Regions from separate parts of the Homo sapiens genome. Here region 1 is linked to region 2. Evidence: chromatin contacts called from ENCODE Hi-C or POLR2A ChIA-PET data. All regions are on one chromosome and are shown on one strand. The core of a region is the stretch at or near the end of the contact, and the rest is flanking DNA. Distances in the headings are between cores, read along the strand shown.

Region 1 (4,934 bases), core at 1,476-3,975, 560 kb before region 2:
ACAGAAAATAATTGCAAAAAAAAAAAAGTGTTAAGATGTGAACACAAATTCAGAGATTCAGAAGCACAAAGTGCTAAGTTAAGGGAAAAAAAGAGTTATCAATACTTTCTTCCTTATGGAGAACAGGATGAATTCTTAAAAGGGCAAGTAATTGTGAGTCTGATATATCTGAAGATAATTAGTATTTCTAATGTTGTAAATGGTTGTGAATTTATAGTCACTATTCCTATTTCCTTTAGACTAGTGACCGTGACTTTGATCAACAGAAACACACCGGGTTAGTACTGTTATCTATGTCTCTCATCATACTATGTGTTAAAATAAGTCGATCAATTTTTGTCTTGTATTTGTTTTCATTTCACTTTATTTTAGTTTCTCTGGAACAGGGTCTCACTCTGTCGCCCAGGCTAGAAGTGCAGTGACACGATCACAGCTCACTGCAGCCTCGACTTCTCCAGGCTCAGGTGATCCTCCTGCCTCAGCCTCCCAAGTAGTGGGGACTACAGGCATGAGCCACCCCGCCTGGCTAATTTTTGTATTTTTTTGTAGAGACAGCGTTTTGATGTGTTGCTCAGGCTGGGCTCAAACTCCTGGACTCAAGCGATCTCTGTCTTGGCCTCACAAAGTACTGGGATGACAGGCATGCACCATGGCCCGAGGTCTGTTTTAATTTTATTAATTGGCTGATTCATTCAGACACATAATTATCAAGTAAAATCTCACTATTTCCTTAGCATTTCCCTTCAATTTAGCTTAGAAAATCTATTCCTAAGTTAATTTTTTAAAACATATACAATTAGCCAGGTGTGGTGGCACATGCCTGTAATCCCAGCTACTTGGGAGGCTGAGGCAGGAGAAGCACTTGAACCCGGGAGGCAGGAGAAGCACTTGAACCCGGGAGACAGAGATTGCAGTGAGCCGAGATCGCGCCACTGCACTCCAGCCTGGGCAACAGAGCGAGACTCCATCTCAAAAAAAAAAAAAAAGGTTTTCTCCAGATCATTTTTACATTTAATTATTCAGTCTGTTTTGACTATACCTTTAAGAATTAAGTAAATATAACTTTACTTCTACACACTATTAGTCAATGTACCTAACACAATTTATTGAATAAACCAGTCCATTCACAACAACATCAAAAGTACGTACATTTCCCAATGTAAATTAATACAGCCATGATGGAAAATAATATGGAGATTCATCAGAAACTAAAAATAGAATTACTATATGTTCCAGCAACCCCACCGGTGGGTGTATAGCTAAAGGAATTGAAATCAGCATGCTGAAGAGATAACTGCACTACCATTCACTGCAGCATTATTCTGCATTGGATACGGAAGCAACCTAGGTGTCCAGCATGTTATAAGTGGATAAAGAAAATGTTACATATTATATATATTATGTATATAACCTTATACACATATATATATGTATATATAAAGGAATACTATTCACTTTTTAAGAAGAGGAAAATCGGCCGGGCACAGTGGCTCGCGCCTGTAAATGCAGCATTTTGTGAGGCCAAGGTGGGTGGATCACCTGAGGTCAGGAGTTCGAGACCAGCCAGATCAACATGGTGAAACCCTGTCACTGCTAAAAATACAAAAATTAGCCGACGTGGTGGCGCATGCCTATAATCCCAGCTACTTGGGAGGCTGAGACACAAGAATCGCTTGAACAGGGGAGGCAGAGGTTGCAGTGAGCTGAGACTGTGCCACTGCACTCCAGCCTGGGTGACAAGAGCGAAACTCCGTTTCAAAAAATAATAATAAGTAAATAGATTTTTAAAAAATAAATAAAAAATAAAAATAAAACAAGGAAAATTCTGTCATCTGTGACAACATGGATAAACCAGGAGGACATTATGCTAAGTGAGAGAAGCCAGTAACAGAAAGATAAATACCAAATACCACATAAGTGGTATTTGTGGAATCTAAAAAAGTCTAACTCTTAAGAGGCAAAGAATGGTGTTTACCAGAGACTGAAAAATGGGGAAAAGGGAGATGTTAATTAAAACAGTACAAAATTTCAGTTAGTCAGGAGAAATAAACTTTGTTAATCGATTGCATAGAATAGCAACTACATAAATAATGTGTTGCATGTTTCAAAATTGCTAAAAGTAGATTTTAAATGTTTTCACCACAAAAAAGTGAGGTGATGGATTTAATTAGCTTGATTTAATCATTTCGCATTGTAAACATAGATCAAAACAGCATATTGTACCCTATCAGTATATAAAACATACAATTATTATTTGTCCATTTTTAAAAAGTTACTTTTCTCATACCTTATAACAAGACTGGACTTCCTCAGGGGACACAGAGCAGAGTCCCCGCCCTCGGGAGCTCATAACCGATCCCCCACGCTCGCCCTCGCGGCCACACTTTGAAAGCCCTCCCCTACCGGCTCTACACTCAAACAGCCCGAGGCTTCGGGCAGCCTCGAGTTCGGATTCCACTTCTCAGCCTTCTGGGGTCACTGAAACCCTCAGAACTCCGAGGACAAGTCGGACACGCCTTCGCCTCAGCCATCTTCGCCAGCGCAATAAGTCTCTGTGTCTTCACACTCCTGGTAGAGGGAAAACTAAAACCTCCGGGAGCCAGCGTCCGGCGGTGCCTGCAATCTAACCGGGATTTGGGGTTCCGAGCCACTTTTCCCACAAGCCACCGCGGTCATGGAGCTTTAGGCTTAAACTACATTTCCCAGAGGGCAACGGGAACACCCAATCTATGGCTTCCCTTCCGTTTTCGCGTGGTTCTTTTGCAAGGTGGGTTGAACTCATTTCAGTATATAACAGGCACAGAGTACTCGCAGGGAGGGCTCTGGGCAATCAAGTTACGTTGGAGCCCAACCTAAACCAGCCGGGGTGGTGGAGGAAGCCCTTTAACCGTGGAAGCCTCTAGTGTGGACGGCCAGTTGTTATCGGAATCTCAGGCCCGTGGGTGCATGAACAGCAGAGGAGGGTATTTGAGTGCGCACGTGAGAGAATGTTGTATATGTCAGATGGGGAATGTTTGAGAGTGTGTGACAGAGAAACTGCGTGTGAGAGGCTGGGATGTGCCTCCTTGACGGTGGGTGCGGTTGTGAGGCTGTGACAGGTGAGTGAGTGGCTGTGCTTGCGTGACGGGGATATGAGGTGCTTGTCCTTTTCATGTACGTTGATTGCGGTGGCACTGCGGTGTCACTTTGAGTCTTGGCTGTAGGTTCCCGGCTGCTGCTTCTCTCCTCCCTCCTCACAGCTGCTTGCGGCTGACACACACAAAAAATGTCTGCAAGAGGGAAGTTGGATACTGAACTCTACATCAAGTTTTCCAGCAAGAAGGCATTGACTTGCTGTGAGATTGGAAACGCCTGGGAGGTTATTTCTTTGTGAGCTCTGAGAGCGAGCTACCTGTCTCAGAACCTCGTCTTTCCCAGAGCTCTGACCCCAGGAACCTGCTGTGAACTCATACCCAGATTCCAGCCTCTCTCCTACCTCCATGTGTTAAAGTGTGTGAACAGGGAAGGCGTGGAGGGTATTGTGTAAGGAGGCATTCCGTGCTTCAAGGAAAGGCCTGATAACTCATGATTTTTTTCTCCCTCCCTGGTCCTGCTATTCCTCAAAAGGACTCTAATGAGGAGGAAAAAAATTCTTTCACATCTAAAACTCAATGTTTAGGCTAGTTGGCTTTTTTCTTTCCTAAGGTTACTGGTTTTAGAGTATGTTTTACTTCATCTGAAATGTGTCTGAATGTCCTAATACCAATCTGCTTTCTTTCCAGTAGATGTTGGGAGCCATTGAGCTGAATCTCATTAACGTTCTCATATTTGGCCGGGTGTGGTGGCTCACGCCTGTAATCGCACCATTTTAGGAGGCCAAGGCGGACGGATCACTTGAGGTCAGGAGTTCGAGACCAGCCTGGCCAACATGACGAAACCCCATCACTACTAAAAATACAAAAATTAGTCTGGCGTGATGGTGCATGCTTGTAATCCCACCATCTTGGCCAGGCTGGTCTCGAACTCCTGACCTCATGATCCACCCGCCTCGGCCTCCCAAAGTGCTGGGATTACAGGCGTGAGCCACCGCACCCAGCCTTATGTGGATTATTTTACTTCATCTTCAGACTATTTTATATGCTAAATGACATTTTCTCCCAATTTACCAATGAGACTTTAAGACACATTTTATTAAGTATCAGAGCTTAAATCTGAAAGTCATATCCTAAAAGACTAACAACAGAATTTGTATTAGTTACTTCAAGAGACCACCTCTTAAATATTACTTTTTTTTTTTTTTTTTTTTTGAGACAGAGTCTCGCTCTGTCGCCCAGGCTGGAGTGCAGTGGTGCGATCTCGGCTCACTTGCAAGCTCTGCCTCCCGGGTTCAGGCCATTCTCCTGCCTCAGCCTCTCCGAGTAGCTGGGACTACAGGCGCCCGCCACCACGCCCGGCTAATTTTTTGTATTTTTATTAGAGACTGGGTTTCACCGTGGTCTCAGTCTCCTGACCTCGTGATCTGCCCGCCTCGGCCTCCCAAAGTGCTGGGATTACAAGCATGAGCCACCACGACCGGCTTTTTTTTTTTTTTTTATGACAAAGGCTTGCTCTATGGCCAGGCTGGAGTGCAGTGGCGCAGTCTCGGTTCACTGCAACCTCTGCCTCCTGAGTTCAAGCAATTCCCCTGCCTCAGCCTCCTGAGATCCATTATATCATTATTATGTCTTTGCATCCTCATAGCTTAGCTTCCACTCATAAATGAGAACATGTAATGTTTGGTTTTCCATTCCTGAGTTACTTCACTTAGAATAATGGTCTCCAACTCCATTCAGGTTGCATCCAATGCTGTTATTTCATTCCTTTTTATGGCTGAGTAGTATTCCATAGTGTATATATATGTGTACGTACACCAAATTTTCTTTATCCACTTGTTGATGGGCATTTAGGCTGTTGCC
Region 2 (5,328 bases), core at 1-2,500:
GACCAACACGGAGAAACCCCGTCTCTACTGAAAATACAAAATTAGCAGGGCGTGGTGACACACGCCTGTAATCCCAGCTACTAGGAAGGCTGAGGCAGGAGAATTGCTTGAACCGGGGAGGCGGAGGTTGCGGTGAGCCGAGATTGCGCCATTGCACTCCAGCCTGGGCAACAACAGCGAAACTCCGCCTTAAAACAAAACAAAACAAAAACAGAGAAGTGTAGGCTGTCATGAGCATTCTTGGTATCAGAGGGGTGAGGTCTCTCCTCTCGAGAATCTGTCCTGACCTCACAGGGAGAGCTGGAGTCACAAAGACAGTCACAAGCACCCCCTACCCAATGCTGCAGTCACCCAGCCACCATGGGGACCCACATAGACCTCCACAGGCACGCCTCACCCAAACAATAACACTATATATGGTCACACAATCATTGTCCCACATCTACCTTGAGGATAAGTTACACTAGCATATTTACAGACCCCTCAAACATAGCACCATTCAGAACCAGAGTGCTACAGATAGTCACAATACCACACGCACTACTGAGCCACACAAAGTTACAGTTCCCCCCTCCCCAGGACCCCTATTGAGCACTACACACAATCACACATTCAAAATAACACAATGACCACTAGGACACACATATCACCCCGGCACGATTACACGCACTTTCCAACCGCAGACACAGTGCTACATAAAGTTACATGGTCACACTCTCACATTCTCACGTTACTGGGTTATTTCTGGGTAGTAGATTTACTCAGTAAGGCATCCAGTACACTTAAGTGCTGCTAACAGTCATACAAACACAATTACACACACCCCTCAGACTAACACACAGTCACAGCCTCATCAGATTCTCTCCACACAAACACCCTCCACAAATGTCACGCAAAGTTACACAGCCACACACAATCACAGTCCCAACACGGGACACAGTCATACCTACACATACAGCCTTACATTGTTACAATTACACAACTACAACGAGGATATACAATCACACCCGCGCACACAGAGAGGCACAGTCACATAAGGTCACACTCACACACGGAAGCCCACGCCTCGCGCCCGCCTCCCCACCACCCCCTCTATCAGCCCGACCAACTCATACATGCCCGACACACTCATACATGCCCAACACTCCAGACCAGCCTGGTCAGTCCCTTCAAACTCCCATGCACGTACCTGCGGGCCCCAGCCGAGCCTGCAAGACCCAGGCCGCTCACCGCGCACTTCCCCTACCCTTGAGGCGGAGGGTCCAGCAGGCAAATGAAGGGGCTGCCCTGGACTCGCGGGGGCCTCTGGGAAATACAGTCCGGAGTAGGACCGCGCCGAGAAGATGGCGCCTGTTTTTTCGGGTTCTTGCAGCTGCACAGCTCGGGGACATCCCTGCTCCGCACTCCGAACCGCTACCCCGCGTCTCCGTGATCCAGACACAGGCTCAGAGTGAAACTGCCGTAGGACGCTGGCCCTGCACGCTGAAGACAATCTTCCTCCATGGTACCGGCCAACCCCAGGGAGTTCCCTGAGAAACAGGAAAAGGTCGCCAGCTTCGGGCCAGATGTTGACTAGAGCCGCAAGGATTTTTGGGAACTGTAGTCTAGAGCAGGAAGGGGTGAGGCGCTGGGGCAAGTGGAAGGAGGTCGCTTAAATGACTTCCTGCCCCAAGCCGACTCAGTGCAGAACGCACCCAGGACCCCGGACTGTACTAGGCGTTATAACGCTCTCTGAGAATGCTAGACTGACTAAATCGTCATTTTTGCCTTCATCCGTGGATAAGCCACATACTGTATGACTGCATTTATAGGAAATATTTAAAATAGTCAAATCTACGGAAAAGGAGTAAGTTAGAGTTTTTTAGGACTAGCAGGATTAGGGGGAACTGTGAGTGATTGGTAATAGCTAAAGGGTTCATTTTTGGGGTAATGCAAAGCTTCTTGAATTAGATAATGATGTTTGCACAACTCTGAATACACTAAAAGTGACTGAATGGTACACCATAAACGAGCTAATGTTATAGTTTGTAAATTATATTTGTGTGCATGTTTTTTAAAAATCAACTTTACTGAAGAATAATTTAGATACAATAAAATGCACTCATTTTAAGTGAACTGTTCGGTAAGCTTCAACGCATGTCTAAACCCTTGTCACCACCATCGTAATCAGGATATAGAATATTTTTTAAAATTAAAAAATTTTTAAGCATTTTAGTTAAATTTTTGTGGGTACATAGTAGTTGTATATGGGGTACATGAGATGTTTTGATACAGGCATGCAATGCGTAAGAATCATATCATGTAAAATAGGGTGTCTATCCCCTCAAGCATTTATCCTTAGTGTTACTGGATATAGAATTTTTTTTTTTTTTTTTTTGAGTTGGAGTCTAGCTGTCACCCAGGCTGGACTGCAGTGGCGAGATCTCGGCTCACTGCAAGTTCCGCCTCCCGGGTTCAAGCGATTCTCCTGCCTCAGCCTTCCGAGTAGCTGGTATTACAGGTGCCCGCCACCATGCCTGGCTAATTTTTGTATTTTTAGTAGAGACAGGGTTCGAGCTCACAGGCTGGTCTCGAACTCCCGACCTCGAACTTCTGACTTCGTGATCCGCTCGCCTCGGCCTCCCAAAGTGCTGAGATTACAAGCGTGAGCCACCGCGCCCGGCGGATATAGAATATTTTTATTCACCGCCCTCTGCCCCCCACATTGTTAAGTCAATCCCCACCTCCCAAACCCCACATCAGGCATCTATTGACTATTCTAAGGAATGAGCAGTAGTATCAAATTATGTTTTTAATTTGCATTTCCTGATGTCAATGAACTTAGCATACTTTCATATACTTATTTGCCATTCTTTTATCTTCTTTTGTGACATCTATTGAAAATATTCGGCTGGGCGCAGTGGCTCACGCCTGTAATCCTAGCACTTTGGGAGGCTGAGGCGGGCAGATCACCTGAGGTTGGGAGTTCGAGACCACCCTGACCAACGTGGAGAAACACCGTCTCTACTAAAAATACGAAATTGGCCAGGCGTGGCGGTGCATGCCTGTAATCCCTGCAGGAGAATCACTTGAACCCGGGAGGCAGAGGTTGCTGTGAGCTGAGATCACACTGTTGCACTCCAGCTAGGGCAACAAGAGCAAAACTGCATCTCAAAAAATAATAATAAATAAATAAATAAATAAAATTTTCTTATTTTAAAATTGGTTATTATTGAGTTGTAACAATTCTTTATATGTTTGGGTAAAAGTCCTTTGCCAAATATACATATTGCAAATTGCAAATATTCTCTCCCTGCCTGGGGCTTACCTTCTCAGTTTTTTTTTTTTTTTTTTTTTGAGACAGGGTCTTGCTCTGTTGCCTAGTCTGGAGTGCAGTGGTGTTAACATAGCTCACCACAGCCTTGACCTCCTGGGTTTAGTCGATCCTCCTGAGTAGCTGGGACTGCAGGTGTGCACCACCACCCCCAACTAATTTTCTTGTGTTTTGTGGAGATGGGGTCTCACTGTGTTATTACAGGTGTGAGTCACTGTGCCCAGCCCTCAGTTTCTTCATGATGTCTTTCAAAAAGCAGTTTTTACTTCTGATGAAATCCAATTTCTCATCTTTAAAATGTGCTTCATGCTTTCTGGTCTTTCTAACAATCTTTGACTCCTCTAGTGTTGTGAAGAATTTCTCCTATGTTTTATTCTAAAGGTTGTATAGTTTTAGTTTTTATTTTTGGTCTATCATCCACTTGAAGTTAGTTTTTGTGTATGTGAGGTAATGTTCAAAGTTATTATTTTCCAGATGGAAATTCAGTTGTTCTAACATCACATGTTAACAAAACTATCATTTTCCTCTTGAATGACCTCAACATCTAAAGTAGGCAGGATAATGTTCCCCCCAAAATACCCACATGCTAGTTCCTGGGACTTGTGAATATGCTATGTTACATGGCAAGTGGAATTAAATTAACAGGTAGAATTAAAGTTGCTAATCGGCTGACCTTAACATAGGGGAATTATACTGGATTGTCCAGTTAGACCCAATGTAATCACATGGGGTCTGAAATGAGGAAGAAGGCATAAAGTCAGTGTTGGAATTGTGTGCTGTGAGAAACACACGACCAGCCATTATTGGGTGTAAAGATGAAAGGAGCCCATGAGCTGAGGAATGCAGGCAGCTTCTCCAACTTGGAAAATGAAAAAAAACAAATTCTCCAGAGCCTCCAGAAAGGAATGCAGCTTGCAAACTTTTGATTTTAGAGCAGAAAAAACTCATTTCTTTTTTTTAATTTTTAATTTATTTTTTTAATTTTTATTTATTTATTTTGAGATGGGGTCTCCCTCTGTTGCCCAAGCTGGAGTGCAGTGGTGGGATCTCGGCTCACTGCAACGTCTGCCTCCTGGGTTCAAGTGATTCTCCTGCCTCAGCCTCCCTAGTAGCTGAGATTACAGGCACCCACCACCATGCCCGGCTAATTTTTCTTTCCTTTTTTTTTTTTTTTTTTTTTTTTTTTTTAAGTAGAGACAGGGTTTCATCATGTTGGCTAGGCTGGTCTTGAACTCCTGACCTCAAGTGATCTGCCTGCCTTGGCCTCCCGAAGTACTGGGATTACAGGTGTGAGCCACTGCACCCAGCATTTTTTTTTTTTTTTTTTTTTTTTAGAGACAAGGTCTTGCTCTGTCTCCCAGGCTGGAATGCAGAGGTATGATCACAGCTCACTGCAGCCTCATACTCCTGGACTTAAGCATCCTTCCGCCTAGGCCTTCTGAGTAGCTGGGACTATTGGTGTACACCACCACACCTGGCTAATTGAAAAAAAAATTTATAGAGAGAGGGTTTAGTTATGTTGCCCAGTCTAGTTTCAAACTCCGGGCCTCAAGTAATCCTCCCACCGAGGCCTCCCAAAGTGCTGGGATTACAGGCATGAGCCACCACAACAGCTGTGTCATCCCAACCCCTCTCTGGGCTTGATCACATAAAGAAGGCTTGCATTCCTCAGATAAAAGCCATTTATTTTCTTTTTCAACACTATGCGGAGTGAGATAAGCCAGACCAAAAGGACAAATATTGTATGAATCCACTTATATGAGGTGCCTAGAATAGGTGTATTCATAGAGACAGAAAGTAGAATTGAAGTTACATGAAGTTATATGAGGTACATGATAAAGCCTCTATACTTAAAACAGTGTGCTATTTGTGTGTGGTTAGAGAGACAGACAAAGGGAGGAGGATGGGAAATGGAGAAATAAACATCCATGGCCGGGCGCGGTGGCTCACGCCCAGCCCTTTGGGTGGCCGAGGTGGGTGGATCACCTGAGGTCAGGAGTTCGAGACCAGCCTGG

Evidence for each region. A loop is a pair of places that touch in the nucleus more often than their neighbours do. ChIA-PET counts read pairs that join two places held with the same protein, here RNA polymerase II (POLR2A). Pooled maps may share reads with other maps.
Region 1: a map of CD4-positive, alpha-beta T cell shows a loop between it and region 2 (3-fold over the local background). The contact joins the promoter of ZNF573 here to the promoter of ZNF383 in region 2. A Hi-C loop is called at or near these places in 3 of 168 maps with a recorded cell type or tissue (CD4-positive, alpha-beta T cell, HCT116 and naive thymus-derived CD4-positive, alpha-beta T cell), 9 of 37 single-sample maps with no recorded cell type and 15 of 50 pooled maps. POLR2A ChIA-PET finds 5 or more read pairs at or near these places in 5 of 52 experiments (B cell, CD4-positive, alpha-beta memory T cell, HCT116 and 2 more).

Annotation. Positions count from the first base shown.
Region 1 is chr19:37,777,377-37,782,310 of GRCh38, reverse strand. It overlaps ZNF573 (zinc finger protein 573), which reads left to right and starts at 2,725. Exons shown (of 5, transcript NM_001172690.2): 1 at 2,725-2,767. RefSeq lists enhancers at 1,911-2,573, 2,432-2,781, 2,488-2,782, 2,574-3,237.
Region 2 is chr19:37,214,136-37,219,463 of GRCh38, reverse strand. ZNF383 (zinc finger protein 383) reads right to left here and starts at 1,250. Exons shown (of 6, transcript NM_001387601.1): 1 at 1,190-1,250. RefSeq lists an enhancer at 1,135-1,624.